Regions from separate parts of the Homo sapiens genome. Here regions 1 and 2 are each linked to region 3. A link is a loop called in an ENCODE intact Hi-C map of the cell type or tissue named here. Cell type or tissue: endothelial cell of umbilical vein. All regions are shown on one strand. Links, peaks and the distances in the headings refer to the core of each region. The heading gives the core; the rest is flanking DNA.

The links. Peaks named below come from ENCODE experiments on the same cell type or tissue, not always from the same donor. Only the 100,000 strongest peaks of a DNase experiment are listed, where the experiment ranks them.
Region 1: it touches region 3 in a loop (3.0-fold over the local background); 5 of 110 quality-filtered maps call a loop at or near these places.
Region 2: it touches region 3 in a loop (8-fold over the local background); 7 of 110 quality-filtered maps call a loop at or near these places.

The regions. Positions count from the first base shown.
Region 1 is chr6:157,664,825-157,670,022 of GRCh38, forward strand. The region is part of intron 8 of ZDHHC14 (zDHHC palmitoyltransferase 14); the gene reads left to right. Among named protein-coding and RNA genes, the nearest start is that of MIR3692, 140 kb to the left of the region's middle. RefSeq lists enhancers at 4,543-5,150, 5,151-5,198. In endothelial cell of umbilical vein, for the core only: a CTCF peak has its summit at 2,541 (motif pointing left); a DNase peak (open chromatin) is centred at 2,517.
Region 2 is chr6:157,532,913-157,538,110 of GRCh38, forward strand. The region is part of intron 1 of ZDHHC14 (zDHHC palmitoyltransferase 14); the gene reads left to right. Among named protein-coding and RNA genes, the nearest start is that of MIR3692, 6.4 kb to the left of the region's middle. RefSeq lists enhancers at 214-714, 715-1,215. In endothelial cell of umbilical vein, for the core only: no CTCF peak of the experiment used is centred there; a DNase peak (open chromatin) is centred at 2,969; H3K27ac peaks cover 2,255 bases.
Region 3 is chr6:157,459,108-157,464,305 of GRCh38, forward strand. All of the region lies in intron 1 of ZDHHC14 (zDHHC palmitoyltransferase 14), which reads left to right. Among named protein-coding and RNA genes, the nearest start is that of MIR3692, 67 kb to the right of the region's middle. RefSeq lists an enhancer at 2,545-2,604. In endothelial cell of umbilical vein, for the core only: a CTCF peak has its summit at 2,712; DNase peaks (open chromatin) are centred at 1,584, 2,154, 2,344 and 2,614; H3K27ac peaks cover 1,922 bases.

The sequences.
Region 1 (5,198 bases), core at 589-4,588, 210 kb after region 3:
TCACCCTGCACATGCCCAGCGCAACCCTTGCCTACAGCCCTTGGAACCTCCACTAGGACTTCTGGTCCTCCTGAACGGACCAGAACGGCATCCTCTTCTCCAGTGTCTTGCCCTGGAGATCCAGCCACTTCAGCTTTCTCGCACTCTGACCTCTGTTTTCTCTATAGCTGAATGACTATGGTCTGCTCAGACTCCAGCTCTGTGCAATGGTTGGGGAACTTTCCCCAAGAAAAGAATTGGTTGGTTGTGGGGCTTACCTTGTGAGTTTCCCTTCCCTCAGGGATTACAGTCTTGCATTGCCTGTGGTGCACTACTGGAAACCATTTGCCTCCTGTACTTTGGCCAGTTTCATATACTCCCTTATATACAGGCTGAATGCTGGTCCAGTATCAGTTCTCCATCATTCCTGGGAGTAGAAGAGAAGCTTTGTCTCTATAATTAGAGGACATGTTACAACCCATGTTGCCATATGTTCCAGACATGGGTTGTTTGCTACCCACTCTACCAACAATAAACACTGAGTTAGCCGTGGGGTGTGACTACTCTGACCTAAAGCTGTTTCCAGTGTTTACTTTGAAGGAGGAGCCTCTGGAGACAGATTTAGCATCAGACTCAGCATGTTCATTTGCAGAGGAGAGAAAGGCTGGTGGGAAAGAGGCCCCAGGTATCTTTGGTCAAACTTTTGCCTGCCATCTTATTTTAGGACCAGTATCCGGATAAGAAAGGTATTTCTTGAATGATAGAAGACGTGCTCCTAAGGAAATATGCAATACTTTAGAAATTAGAGATAAATGCTTTATAATTTTACGTCTAGATAAGCACCCTGATATTGCAGGTCAAAAAATTAGATAAATATTGATAGAAAGCTGGCATCAAAGTACCTAATGAGGTCTTATTTATTATCTCAAAAATGGGAAAATTCAGTGTTAGTGTATCCTCTCTCACAAGTGGGGGATGGGGGTGGTTATTCAGTGCCTATGAAATTTTCTCTCTACTATAAATTCTCAAGGAAGAAAATGTTAGGGAAGCAACAATGTGACATCTAAAGCAATAATGTGATGGGTGTGACCACAGGTGTCTCTTGCCATCTGAACTCCTATGAAATTTCAAGGACCCATACTGGAAGTATGTGCAGATAACCCAGAGCCAGCTGAGGACCACATTTTCATTATTGCTGCTTCCCTCATTATTGGCTTTTATTATGAGCTAACATTGAAGTTCTATCTAGAACAATGTATATGCATGACATACTCACGACATCCAGTTATGATCCACTTTTTAGTGTACACACTTCATTTGATTGTCAAATAATTTAACTTTTGTATAGCATTGGTGTCATCATTTATGCTTATATCTGGCACTTGTTGCTACAAAGGTCCTTTGGGATCGCATGCTAAATGCAAAGATAGTAACATGGTACATAATTGCTACAATTTTGTTTTTAGAAAATCATTTACTGTATTTACTTAACCTAACATTTTAAATACCCCAATCCAGTATCAAAACAAGATTAAACCAGCAGTTGCATGATTTATTAAGCTAGTATTGCAGAAGAACTCTCCATGTAATCTGAAAAATCAAATGTAGTAGGAAAAAAAATAACTTAGGCAAACGTAAATGATAATGTTAAATAAAAGAATACAAAAAAGCTCTCCTTCCAACCTGCACCTGCATTTTAGGTGGACTTTAGAAGACTGTGGTGTTTCTGTAACTGTTAATAAGCATTCATAAGACCCCAGAACAGAGCTTCACAGCCAAGCAGAAATACATGATGCGTAACTCTAATGCTTTTGACAGAATTGGAGCAAAAGAAATAAATAATTTCACTCATTCTTAATTTGTACACAGACCATCTAGAAAGCTCCTAGTTTTGCTTTTAGTAGCATCTGTACACTCGGTTTTTTCAGACAAGACGTCAGCTAGGGTAAAATAAAATGTATTCCTACATGAGCAATTTTATTTGAGAATCTGCAGAAACAGGAATGATCTCTATGGCATTTTTAAATTGTAACATTAAGTGCTAATGTGTATGACTTCCAGACATCTGAAGCCATAAACTTCTTTGCAAGTTACATGCCGACACTTCATTTGGGCAGTAAATCAGCTGTCACAGTGACTTACTGCAATGACAGCAAAAGCTCCAGCACTCCAGACAGTGGGATTTTTATGCTGCCAGCAGAAAGGTCTTTTCATAGACACTCTTACAAGAAATCAAAATTCTATTCTATTAGTATCCAGCATTCGGCCAATTTTTGACCTTAAAAATTGGTAATGTCATATGATTCAACCTAATATTTGATACATATGAACTTTTAAAAGGTTGTTTTGGAATAAAAACATGAGTATCTCAGTTTTCTGTTCAGAGTAGATGGACTATCACTGTCAGATATCTAAGTGGTCAGCTGTTTTTCCTTAGGATTATATAACTGGTTAGATCAATTCAAACATAACCAACGGCTTCTTGGTGTTAGCCGGGATGTATGCACAGCCACCAAATTGTAAGAGAGAAAAAGCGAGCGGTGATGTCTCCCTCTACTGGTGGAAGGTAAAAGGGTCCTCAAATGAAAAGCCAGGAAGGCTGGGTAGCGGAGGGAAAAGGGTTCAAAGTAAAAAAGAGAGAGGTAGAAAGGAAGAAACAAAGAAGAAAAAGAGAAGACGGAAAAAGGAGAAGTGGGAGAGAAATCAATGGGGAAGAAGGATAGAGGGGAAGAGAGTTGGTGAGTCCAGAGAGCAAGAAAGTTAAGTAGAAAAGTCAACAAGAAATGGGCAAATAAGAATTAGAAGCAAAGGTTTAAAAAAAAAAAAAGGGAAGTGTAAGAATATTTGTCATGGCCATCTCCACAGTAACCCTGAAAATACTGGCCATTTTCCCCCATGACTTTCTCAAATGAGAATCACAGCCATGAAGGTTTATGAACCCATCGCCCTTGGAATTCTGGCAGAGTGGAAAATTAGGAAAAGCTCTTTTAAAAAAATCAGGTATCCCTGAGTCATTTGATATCTAAGTTTTTTCTAAGAAGCATATGTTCAAAACAGGCGACGTTTTGAGAGCGTTTAATGAGAATTGTAAATTCCAGTCAGTAGAGTCATTGCACTACCCTTGGTTGGAATCTGACAAAACTCTGCTCTGTCCACGCCAGTGCTCTCTTCTGAGCCAACAGGAGATTTAGATGGGTGACACCCTGCAGAACAGAGCCTGGTCCCCGTGTGCCCCAACTGAGATTTGCCTTCTAAATGGAAATCAGTTTGAATGTGGCAAAGTGTTTTCAAAGCTGTGAACTACACGCAGGACTTAGATACTTAGGTGCCTGATGCCAGTGCCCCTGCCCCCTGCTGTCATCCCAGCAGGAAAGCTGGGGAGGGCACAGAGAGTAGGTTCATTATTACTACAAAAGCAGTCCCTCTATCAGGGGAAACACCCATAGCTAGACTTAGATAGACAGTCATCTTTTAAGATGTTTAAACAAATCTGTGTAGAAGAGGTGCTTATCATCAGATAAGTCAGGGTTCCAAAGAGTCATTTGGAAAACATTTCTGAGTGACTTCTATATAGATTTTTTAAATTAAATGGCTTACGGGCTAGGCACGGTGGCTCAGACCTGTAATCCCAGCACTTTGGGAGGCCGAGGAAGGCAGATCACTTGAGGTCAGGAGTTTGAGACCAGCCTGGCCAACACAGTAAAACCCCCATCTCCACTAAAAAAAAAAAAAAAAAAAATACAAAAATTAGCCAGGCATGGTGGTGCGTGCCTGTAGTCCCAGCTACTCAGGAGGCTGAGGTAGGAGAATTGTTTGAACCCAGGAGGCAGAGGCTGCAGTGAGCCAAGATCGTGCCACTGCACTCCAGCCTGGGTGACAGAGTGAGACTCCATCTCAAAAAAAACAAAACAAAACAAAAATTAAATGGCTTAGGCTAAACTTCTTCTTTCACAAATATTATTTCACACCTTCTTCAAGTCCTTAAGCTTCACCCTTGACAAACTCAAGAGCATTTCCAACAAGGTCCTGGCCAGTGAGGCCCACACAGTGTTTGCTACAGTTCTTAACAAGTCGTAGGTACAGCATGGCAAAGCACCAGTAGGTATGTGCTGGAGTGGGCCAGGTTTGGAGTGGTCTGAACCATGCCATGGGAGACCTCCTTTAAGAAAAAACAAACAATATGCAGAGAACGAGGCCTTGGAAAGAGGCTGTGTAAGTAAAGGAGCCTGAAGCATCATTAGCTTCCCAGTAAAGCCACCTCTAGGGCTGTTATCTTTAAGTTAGCAAAGGGATGTTTGCAAATGGAAGTCTCCGAAGGTGCACCCAACTCTGCATCAACCCCAACAGGGAACACAGTCTCTCAGGAGCTTAACCGACCACTGCCGACAGCCACCTTATCCGAGAAGGTTCTCGTGGGTGTGCAGGAGCTCTTTGCAGGCTTAGGTGGCAGAGAGGTGATCAGGGGAGAGGAAAAGGGCCAGCAGCTGATGGAGTAGTGCAAAGTAGAAGAATGCACAAGAGAGGGGTGGTGGGGGGGGAAGACAGAGAGTGGAGGAGAGCCCACCTCTCCCCAGAGAGGAAAGTTGAAAGAAACAGAGGGTTGAGGCGAGCCCACCTCTTCCCACAGGGAAGGTGAAAGAGACAGAGAGGGTTGGAAGGAGAGGAGCCCGCCTCTGCCCTCAGGCTCCTACTGTGTGACCTTGACTGTCTCCTCCAGCTCCACCCTCGAACATATTTTTCTGTGAGTCTGTGAGAGTCAGTCAGAAGTACTTGGGCTGAACCCTAAAACAGAATTTGCCAATTAGTCTTCAGTAGAGAAGGCTTTCTTCAGGTCAACAGAGACAAGCAAATCTAATTTGCCATTTCCTTGTTCCTTAGAGCCAGGGGGTATTGTGTGGACAGAAAGCATTAGGATGAGTGAGGGCTCCAGAGGGGAAGCTTGAAAACAAGATGCCTTGGTCCAGCAAGGGCGCTGGCTTGCCAGCTGAGCTCTCTGAAGCGGCAGCTCCGCCCTGGGCTCATTCCCAGGCCCGGCCTGCTGGAGGCTGTGCGGAGTTACAGGAAATGGGAGTGCCGCTGCGGCTCAGCTGCCTCTGTCAGTAAGAATACGAAACGGTGATGTTCATAAAACATTCTTTGCAAAGCACAGTCCGTCCAAACCCTGGTATAGTTTCCAGAAGACGAATGTTTAATCAATGAGGCTGCTCTGCCTCTGCCTC
Region 2 (5,198 bases), core at 589-4,588, 74 kb after region 3:
TTAGTTCAACAAGTACTTATGCATTTATTTTTAATAACATATTTCTCTACTACAAAAATAAGCCATGCTTTAATTAAGAAAATTTGGAAACCACCAAAACGCACATATGCAGAAAATCACCCAGGGATAATGAGATAATGGGGCACATTCTTCTAGTTACAAATATAGATGTGTTTGAAACACAAATAGGATTGTCTCCGCTGTACTTTGTATCCTGTGTTTTTTTAGATGTCTCTTCATTTCATCTAACAAATAGTTATTGTAAGGTCAACTATGTGCTAGACTGAATTCTAGGCACTGGAGGTTACATCAGTGAACCAAGCAGATACACGTCCTCATTGCATTGAGCTTTTTTCTAGTGGGGTCAGACAGTAAGCAAGGAAGTATATATATTAACAGTGTGCCAAGTGGGGATAAGTGCTATGGGAAGAGTAAAAGCTGGAAGGGGTTGGGGTTGGTGGAGACGGGATGGCTGGTCATAGGAGGGCTGCAGTTTGGAGATTGTGTGCAGCACAGTCAGGGAAGGCTCTACAGAGATGGTGATATTTGAGCAAAGGCTGGGAGGAGCTCTATGGCTCCCTGTAGGGAGGGAGTTCCAGGCAGGGGGAAGGCACAGGCAAAAGCCCAGAGGAGAGGCAGGCCTGGCTTGTTCCAGAGCTGCAGGGGTCGGCAGGAGGGAGGAAGATGAGGTCAAAGAGGTCACAGGAGCCAGATGGCTTTGTAGCCTCGGCAAGTACCTGGCTTTAGTTCTGAGCAGAGGAGGGACGTGCTCTGGCTTGAGCTGGTGCATTGGGCACGGAGTGCAGCCTAGGGGGAAGCAGAAGAGCCGGGCCATGCTTTGATGGGCTCAGGAGGCTGCAACGTGGAAAGCCCTCAAGCAGACACCTCTGCCTCAGGCTCTAAATGTGGAGATGTTTTAGGAATACTGTGGCCAATTTAGTTCACTTGCATTTTTTAAAATGTATGCACAATAATGATATATGATTTTTAAATTGGTGTCTAATTAAGTCTATAATAACTCTTTCAATAAGTATGAAATAAAGATCCCTTGTGGTTAGGGAATATTATCTGATTTGGCACATTTCCCCTTAATGATACATCTTAAAATGTGGGGTACCTTAGATTGGATGAAACAAGAATTATGAATAGAGCTATGACTTTCCTATACAGAGTTTCCAGAAGGGAGGCAGAATGGACACCCTTCAAATATAAGCCAGGGTCAGAGGCAGCTAAACCTTAGAATGCTGTTTAGTGCCAGGACAAATCCCAAATCACTACCCTGGACGCTTGGTATGTGCAGGTCTTCCCAGCACACACACCAGCAGCTCTAGGAAGAGCTTTCTCGGAAGGGCCCTGGCTTGCCCTGACGATGCCTTACGGTTCCAGGATGCACAGAAAGCAAAATGGAGTTACTTTGGCCAATTAGCTCAGCAGCCACACATGGTCTGAAAATGACAAAACATTCACCTGAACCAGGACTCGAATGGGAAATCTGGGGCATGTGGTTGCCATGCCTAAGTAATGTCTGGACATTAAAGAGCAACTTTTGGGGCAAAACAGTGTTGGCTTTCCCTCCCATGATTCACATGCTACCCAGAAGCCTCTGGCTTCCTGGAATTCTATTTCATTTCATTTCATTTCATTTCATTTCATTTCATTTCATTTCATTTCATTTCATTTCATTTCATGTTTTTGAGACAGGGTCTGGCTCTGTTGCCCAGGCTGGAGTGCGGTGGCATGATCTTGGCTCACTGCAGCCTCAGCCTCCCAGGGTCAAGCCAGCCTCCCACCTCAGCCTCCCAAGTGGTTGGGACTACAGTCACACACTACCACAGCCAGCTGGTTTTTGTATTTTTTTTGTAGAGACGGGGTTTCGCCATGTTGCCCAGGCTGGTCTCAAACTCCTGAGCTCAAGCAATCTGCCCACCTCAGCCTCCCAAAGTGTTGGGATTATAGGCACTCCCGGCCTCTTCCTGGAATTTTAAATGCAACTCAGAATCACTTGGCAAAAATGTTGATGCACCACAATATTCACTAGTAAGCTCTTGTACATTCTCAATAGTAGATGAGTAAATTGGGCTGTTTACACACTATGATTTGAAGCCTGTATTATAAAGCTACAGATTCCCAGGTCCTGTATCTTAAGTAGACCTCTCTGGGTGGTCTGGGAGGCCCTGAGTTAAGAGTAAGGACACTAACTCTGTCTTGCATGCTTGGAGGGTGTTTGGGCCCCACGGGCAGAAGAGAGCACTCTCCTTGTCTCCCCTCCTCCGCTCTCTGTTCACGCAAGTGCTTGAAGCCTGGAGCCCCTCTCCTCACTCATGAACTCTGCAGGTTCAAGGCAAGACTGTGCTGTGTTTGGAGACATCCCTGTTTAACTCTGCATCTAGCCAGAAGTCCTGTAGGGAAAAACCAGATTTCCTAAGTGACATTCCTCGACTCGGTAGGGTGACCTTCACCTTCCTCCTCCCTTAGCAAGCCTGAAAGCTACAGTTCTCACCCGACAAAGGTAGACAGAGAGACGCGTGTGAAAAAGAGCTGTTGAGCTTTGATGAAACTGAACATCAAGTTTGTAGTCTACAAATGGGTATGTGGAGTTCTACTGTCACCTCCATGCTCTCTGGGTTTGAGCTTTTCCTTCCAGCTTGCTTTGCTCATATTTTCCACGTTAGTCCCTGGGCTCATTGATTTAAATTCCCTCCCTTCATACAGGCATGCATAGACTCCTGGCTCTGTGCGTCTGGGGTAATTAACACGATTAGTCACTAATCGTGCTTTCCAGGCACGGGGTCCTGCCATCGTGATCTTGTAGGGGAATGTCACTCTTGGGAGTTTTATGAAATCATCTATTTGGTTTTTCCTATTCTGGAGTTGTGAGTGGATATGATTTCTGAATCTACTTTTTCCTCTATTTGTCTCCAAGTAATGCGCTCATCTTTGCCTTGTGGTGGTAGATTTATTTCTAAGTATGTGATTAAGGAACAAATCACAAAATGAATGGTGCTTATGTTCCTGCCTGTAAGTGAAAAGTACCTTTGTTTTGCAGTGACTCATTTGAAAAGGAAAAGGGGTCATTTCTATTGCAACCCTTAAAACCTCCATTTCTCACAATGCTACTCTGATTATTTCAGATGTGTGAGTCATTGGCTCAGGTTATTTCATTTATGATTGTTTGCCTTAGCTACTTATTATTGAAATGCTTTGCAATCGAGAATCTGAAACTTAAAATGCTAGGTTACTTTGTGATTTCTGCAAAGTAGCAACTCCCTGGATTGGAGTGTGGCAATAATGCAGCAAGGCCACTTCCTCTTCCTGTGTAATAATAAATGTATGCCTCGTGGTTATGTCTAAAAAACAGTTATTCTCATGTTTATGCTTTCATACGTACAGGACAGACCAAAAATATCAAATGTAGGCCATTTGCTGCAGTCAGGAGTCATGAGCTACTATTAACAAACTTTTTTTATGTGTATCCATTTATAGACAAAACATTAAAAGAGGACTCAAATTGTTTTGATACAGGAAAAGATTCTCTACTTCTTGTTCCAAAGGGCACTTGGTTTTAATGTCTCTGCTATATCTTGTTAATATTGTTCTTTTGTTTTGTTTAGTTTTTAAGTTAATCTTCTCCCAAAGAATGTCCTCTGGAAAACAGAGTGACCTAATTACCCAATAATGAAATCCATGTTTCTTATCCAAATGTTTAAGAAATTAATTTAGTCTTAGGGGTTTTGTTCAAGGAATCAGCATTATGTCAAATTCTAACCTGTAAGCCAGTCTCTAAACATGAATATAGAATTAATGACAGTATTGATTCTGGGATGTCAGTGTCTGTTTGATGCTAAAATGATTTTATATCTATCTATCTGTCTGCCTGTCTGTCTGTCTATCTATCCCTCCATCTATCTTTTTTTTTTTTTTTTTGAGACAGAGTCTCGCTCTGTCGCCCAGGCTGGAGTGCAGTGGCGGGATCTCGGCTCACTGCAAGCTCCGCCTCCCGGGTTCACGCCATTCTCCTGCCTCAGCCTCCCAAGTAGCTGGGACTACAGGCGCCCGCCACTACGCCCGGCTAATTTTTTGTATTTTTAGTAGAGACGGGGTTTCACCGTTTTAGCCGGGATGGTCTCGATCTCCTGACCTCGTGATCCGCCCGCCTCGGCCTCCCAAAGTGCTGGGATTACAGGCGTGAGCCACCGCGCCCGGCTCCATCTATCTTTTTAATGACCAATATCAAATATTTAGTTCTGAGCAGAGGAAGGATGCACTCTGATTGTGTGGTCTCAGATAATATAGCGCCCAGAAAACAGTTCCATTTTTCATGTATAAACATCAATGCACAAAAACAATTTTTACTAAAGATTCAAAGAGATTGCTATTTGAACTGAAAAAAATTCCATATAATCTTTTGGCAGTGCTACATTTCTAATTATTACCTGGAATGAATTTCTGTACCTCTAATGTACAATGCTTTGGCAGTTTGTGCATAGGTATTTATCATCATATCCAAAATCAAACAGCTCTTGCTGATGTATATGATTGGAGGGAGAGTTCTGTAAAGGCTTCTCATCATTTTAGTATCCGGTGCTAAATTAGCTAATTTCTTTTATGTTATGAAGATGTATTCTTATTTTTCCCCCTGTCACTTTCCAGTTAATCTTTATGAAGACTAAGATGCCTGTAGCCTGTTTGCTACACTGCCCTGAGTTGTATGTAGGTCACAATTCTTGAGACAGAAATAGGATTCCATTTGGTGTTTATATCTTTGGCAGCTGCCTCATCATCTTGTATCAGATCCAGGCCCTTGGGGATGGAGTCTTCCTCAACACAGATGGCACTCAGCATTGGAGTTCCCATCCACAGTTGCTCAGAAATATGGAGGAGCCATTTTCAAGTCATCTGAGCTCGGACTAAGAATTTGCCATACTGTGCACAGTGCTTCCTTCAGCTGTGAAGCCGTGCCAGTCTGTGGGTCAACTGGGATGTCCCATTAGTCTCACCTCCTTCAGGAGGTTAACATTCACAGTCATGGGCAGGGTCTGCTTATTGCCTTGTCTTTACCACAAGGACTACAGATGCTCTATGCTTTTTCTAAGCAGCATTTTGAAGGTGTCTCAGTAGCCCTGACCTCATTGTTTAGGGTTGGGAATTCTGCCACTTTTATAAAAAGTGAGTTGTTGAGGATTTCTAGGACAAACTCA
Region 3 (5,198 bases), core at 772-4,771:
CCAGGAACCACCGTTCTTAACTGTTTACCAGAGTAGTGTTGATCTGTATTACATCGTAGATAAATGCAGAATAAAGGTATTTCTCCAGCAGTGTTGATGAAAGAACATTCTGGAAAACAAATTGTTGACGTTCATCATAATGTAGAAGGTGTAGCTCCTGCTGTTCTGCCTAGATGACAGAGCTCCAAGTGACCATTTGATGATGGCAGCAAGACTTAGAAACAAAATAAGAGATCCCCTTCTTCACCAGCTGTTAATGTTTTCCATAGGGTGAGGAGGGAGGCAAACGTCTTGTTTCTGTGGTGGTGGCTGGAAGTTTGGAGACTTTGTTGGAGGGACAGTATGAGTCACAGAAGAACAAGACACCTTGTATTGTGTGACAGTGGAGTGTGAACAAGCTTTGCACACGTGTGGGCGGCCCTCGCTGGTGAATGCTGCCTGTAAACTGATAAGGGAAGAGTTGGGGTTTCCAGGGAGCTTGGAGCAGAGGTAGCTAGAGAGAGCCTCAGGGTGGGAGCCTCTAGAATGGGTAAGCTCAGTGAGCCTGGCAGGTGGTGGGGTGGCCTGTGCGCCCCAAGTGGGGTGCAGGGGTAGATGGGGGGACAGCTAATGAGCAAGGTGTCCACTTCATTCCTCTGGGTTGATCAGTCAACATCAAACTGTGATGTCCTTTAAAAAGTCATCTGGCCAGGCATGGTGGCTCACACCTGTAATCCCAGCACTGTAGGATGCCAAGACAGGAGGATCACTTGAGGCCAGGAGTTTGAGACCAGCCTGGGCAACATAGCAAAAGCTCTGTCCCTGCTAAAAATTGAAAAATTAGGCCGGGCGTGGTGTCTCATGCCTGTAATCCCAGCACTTTGGGAGGCTGAGGTAGGAGGATCACTTGAGGTCAGGAGTTCGAGACCAACCTGGCCAACATAGTGAAACCCTGTCTCTACTAAAAATACAAAAAAAAAAAAAAAAAAATAGCCAGGTCTAGCTACTTGGGGGGCTGAGGCAGGAGAATCGCCTGAACCCGGGAGGCAGAAGTTGCAGTGAGCCGAGATTGCGCCACTGCACTCCAGCCTGGGCAACAGAGTGAGACTCCATCTTAAAACAAAAACAAAAACAAAAAACAAAACAAAACAAAATGTAAAAAATTAGCCAAGCATGGCGGTGTGCACCTGTACTCCCAGCTACTTGGGAGGCTGAGGTGGGAGGATTGCTTGAGCCCATGAAGTTGAGACTGCAGTGAGCTATGATCACACCACTGCACTCCAGCCTGGGCAACAGAGCCAGACTCACTCTCTCTCTGGAAAAAAAAAAAAAAAAAAAAAAAAAAAAAAGAGTCATTCCTATGTTGTGCATATCTTTCTGTGTCTGCTTCTCCAAAGAGTGCTGTTGATACCCACATAGGTATTCTTGAATTCCTATGACAAGGAGTTCTGAAGAAGCTCGCTGCCTGAGTAATAAAACAATAGACTCTCCATGTAGGAAAGGAATCATTTAGATGACCTCAAATCCAATTTCCCATATGCCATGCAGGAATTCTTCTGTAGGAAAGCTTCTCAGAAGTCTGGAATGTGTGTCATTTTAATCAAGAGTTGCAGTTCTTAGTTGTACCCTTAAGTTATATGGAGGCAGAAATAATGTGACTAACACTGGGCCCCGTGTGGAAACATCCCCCGTTTGCTTATGGCTGGGGATGGGTTAGAGACAGCAGGCGAGGAGGGTTTCCCTGAAGATGCAGGGGTGCAGGCCGATGTGGGCCTTCTTACACGGTCCTAGGCCCAGTTGTGTTTCTCCCTGCTAGCACGGGTTGGCAACAGGAGACACCCAGATCATCCCTTTATCTATTTTTTCCTGTATAGGACAATGCATAAAGCATGCATGTGCTCGAGAAGGCTTCCTTTTCCTGACTGGCAGCCACAGCAATTGGCATAGCAAGCAGCAAAGTAAGGCCTGGTTAAAATGCACATGCAATTCATAGCGGGGCCTCTGATGTCATTGCTGTGGACTTTTGTTTTTAGAACCTGAAAAACACACGTCCTCCAGGGGCCTGGGAAATTCCCAGGTGGCCACCACCGTAAACAGTATCTCATTGAGTTTGACTAAACTGTGGCAGGAGTTCACGCTTCTAACCACCACTGATACAAGGTGAGAAGGGGTCGGCATGGGGAAAGATGCCTTTGAAAGGCCATCTGTGGGCAAAGTCTCGTGCCCCTCTGTGAATGCATTTGATGTAAATTTTTGTTCCTCTTGGTTGAATAAATATTGTTACTAAAAATAGCTTTAAAAGGACATCAGGATACAGCTGGAGCAAGACAAAGGAAGCAGGGCAGATTGCTGTGGGTTTTGGAACTTTGCTTTCCTGAACGCATTGTACGTGTACAGTCCGTTACGGCCCAGCCCCATCACTCATGTCATTCCCAGAGGCAAAGGCATTTGGATTAGTGAAATGCAGCCTCCCTAGTCCTGCCCCTGAGTTCCTAGTTATCTCTGTAACAGCAGCTACACCTTGGGTTAGGGTCTTGAAGTTAGCAGCCTCCGCCCCACCCTGATAGACAGACATATTCTCCTTCTAGATAGGAAATAAAAAGCAGAGGATGCCTGTTGGAGAACAGAGCTGGGCAGCAGAGGGTGGGCAGGTGGCAATGTGGTGATACCCTCTCCACCCTGTGGGGGACGCCAGTTCCTGCACTTCCCATCCAGCCGCTGGGTGCACTGCCACAGTCACGGCTTGCAGAATGAAGGATTTATTAGTCATGGAAACTGGCCTCGGAGCACCGTGCCCCCACTAGAGGCACAGCGGTTCTGGGTCTTGAGATCCTCATACACTAAAGGTCTGCCACAAATTTAGGATCATCTTCATGCTTTGTAAAAAAATTTTTTAAACCCCTGTTGGGTCAGATCCTGGTCTATCATGCGACGGTGGCACCAGAGGGGGCTCTGCAGGGGGCATCAGACAACCTCATTTCCCTTAATACAACTCACTATAGATCTGTGAGTTCACATAGTTTCTGAGCTTATTTATAGTTTCAGCCTCTTCAGTGTCCTCTGTGTTGTCATGAATTTTCCACCATCGTGTAAAGTTAGCTCTTTTTCTTACTTACCCTGAATCTGCCTCCTTCAGTTCAAAGTGGTCTCCTTAGCTCTGGGGTTTCAGAGTTGACGGACATGCCTGTTCACCCTTTCTATTCTTTTCCAGTATATTTTCTAGTGAGATTCACTGTAGGTTTCCACAAGATGAACACTAACTGGAGCGATGAGTGCCTTGTGGATCCTTCAAGGATTTCAACAGCAAAGTTACCTCGAGCCATAAGCCTGCATTATGTTCTGACTTATAAGAAAAGCGATTTTTCTTTCTCTTTGTTGTCATGGGGCTGTCTTCCACCACATTAGGCAAAAAAAGTAGTGCAGTGCCTTGTTTTCAGAGCTTCTGCTGACAAATGAAGATTCCGAGGACTTTTGGGTTAGGCAAAGAAATGTGGTATTCTCTGGCTTCAGAGGATCTCTTTGAGAACCTCTTTGGAGGAGAATGCCTATCCCTGCTTTGCATTATAACTCTTAGAAACAAAAATTATTGTGTTTATAAATCTTCCCTTAGCTGTCTGCTCCTTAAATCGGCTCCTCACAAAGTGGGAAAAGAATCCAGGGTTCTCTGTTTGAAGTGCCCAGCCCAGTGCCCCCCAGCCCTGGAGGGCCTGGCGGGGGCCTCTTCCTGCCCTTCACTGCCTTTTTTCATGGCTGTCTCTGCAGACTCAGCTGAAGTTACCCATTAAGGGGGCTGGATGTTGTGTCGAACAGTACAGTGGTGGTTAATGCTGTTTAATTGTTTAACTGTGACCCTCACAGAATTACCAAGAATAAAATACTGCTGTTTCATTACCAATAAAATTTCCTAAAAGTGCATAAAGATAATTGTAGCTAGGAGTCAGTCTCTTTTCCAGAAAGATTCTTATGTCGGCTGAGTTCAAGTAGGTAGGTGCATGTTATATAGAAAGTTTATTACACGAGTTGTTGGCTATTCAGACATGCACGTGAGGCAGCTGGAAATGAGATCCTTCCATGGGAAATGCTTAGTTTGGAAAATGAAGACCTGAGAACATAAGAAAATAGAAATGTCACAGCCTGTTGTTTCTGTTGTCTCTTCGGTGTTTGGAACATGGCATAGAACAATTGAAATTGGTTTTTCAATAGAAACAATTGAATAGTCCAGATTCATTATTTTTTCCCCTCTTGCTATAAATGAAGATTTATGCAAAATAATCACATTCTCTTTTCCTGCCTATTCTAATGAGCTATTATTATTATTTTAAGACCTCCAGAGGTCTTAAAAGCACCCCAAAATGTGTAGCCCTGCCCCTATACATTTGTATATCCATAGCAGTGCTGTGCTCTCTATCACCCCCAACTCTTCACCAGAGGGGTTGACAGTGACTGAGCCTACAGGAAGAATCATCAGAAAGGAATGTAAGACAGCAGCTCCATCCAGTATTCCCACCTGAAGAAGGTCTTGCCAGGTTAAGATGGCTATTGTGGATAATATACTCTTAGATATAAAATAATTCTCAAGCTAAGCAGATGGTGCTGGCACTTCGTCCCAATGTCTCCCCGCTTTACCTTTCATTAGTCAGATCTGAAAATTAACACCAGCCGGCACAGTGGTTCACATCTGTAATCCCAGCACTTTGGGTGGCTGAGGCAGGCGGATGACCTGAGGTCAGGAGTTCGAGACCAGCCTGGCCAATGTGGTGAAACCCCATCTCTACAAAAAATACAAAAATTAGCCAGGCATTGTGGCTCATGCCTGCAGTCCCAGCTACTCAGGAGGCTGAGGCATGAGAATCACTTGAGTCCAGGAGGTGGAGGTTGCAGTGAGCTGAGATTGCATCACGGCACTCCAGCCTGGGTGACAGAGCAAGATTCTGTCTCAAAAAATAAAATAAAATAAAATAAATTAACACTAATGATGAAACTTTTAAAAGTTGTAGTAAGCAAAGGTAAAAACATAAGCTGTAATAGAAGTTCAGTCCATGTTTAAGTATTTAATCGTGACAACTACATGTATATGTTGAAAATCCTTCTTTAACCTTAGAGTTCTGAAGTTTCTAGAGGTTGGATGGAATTGCTTCCTGCTCTTGAGAAGACTACAACCTGAAATATTCCGTTTGCATGTATATTTTAATACACATACTTTGATAACCTTGTTCTTA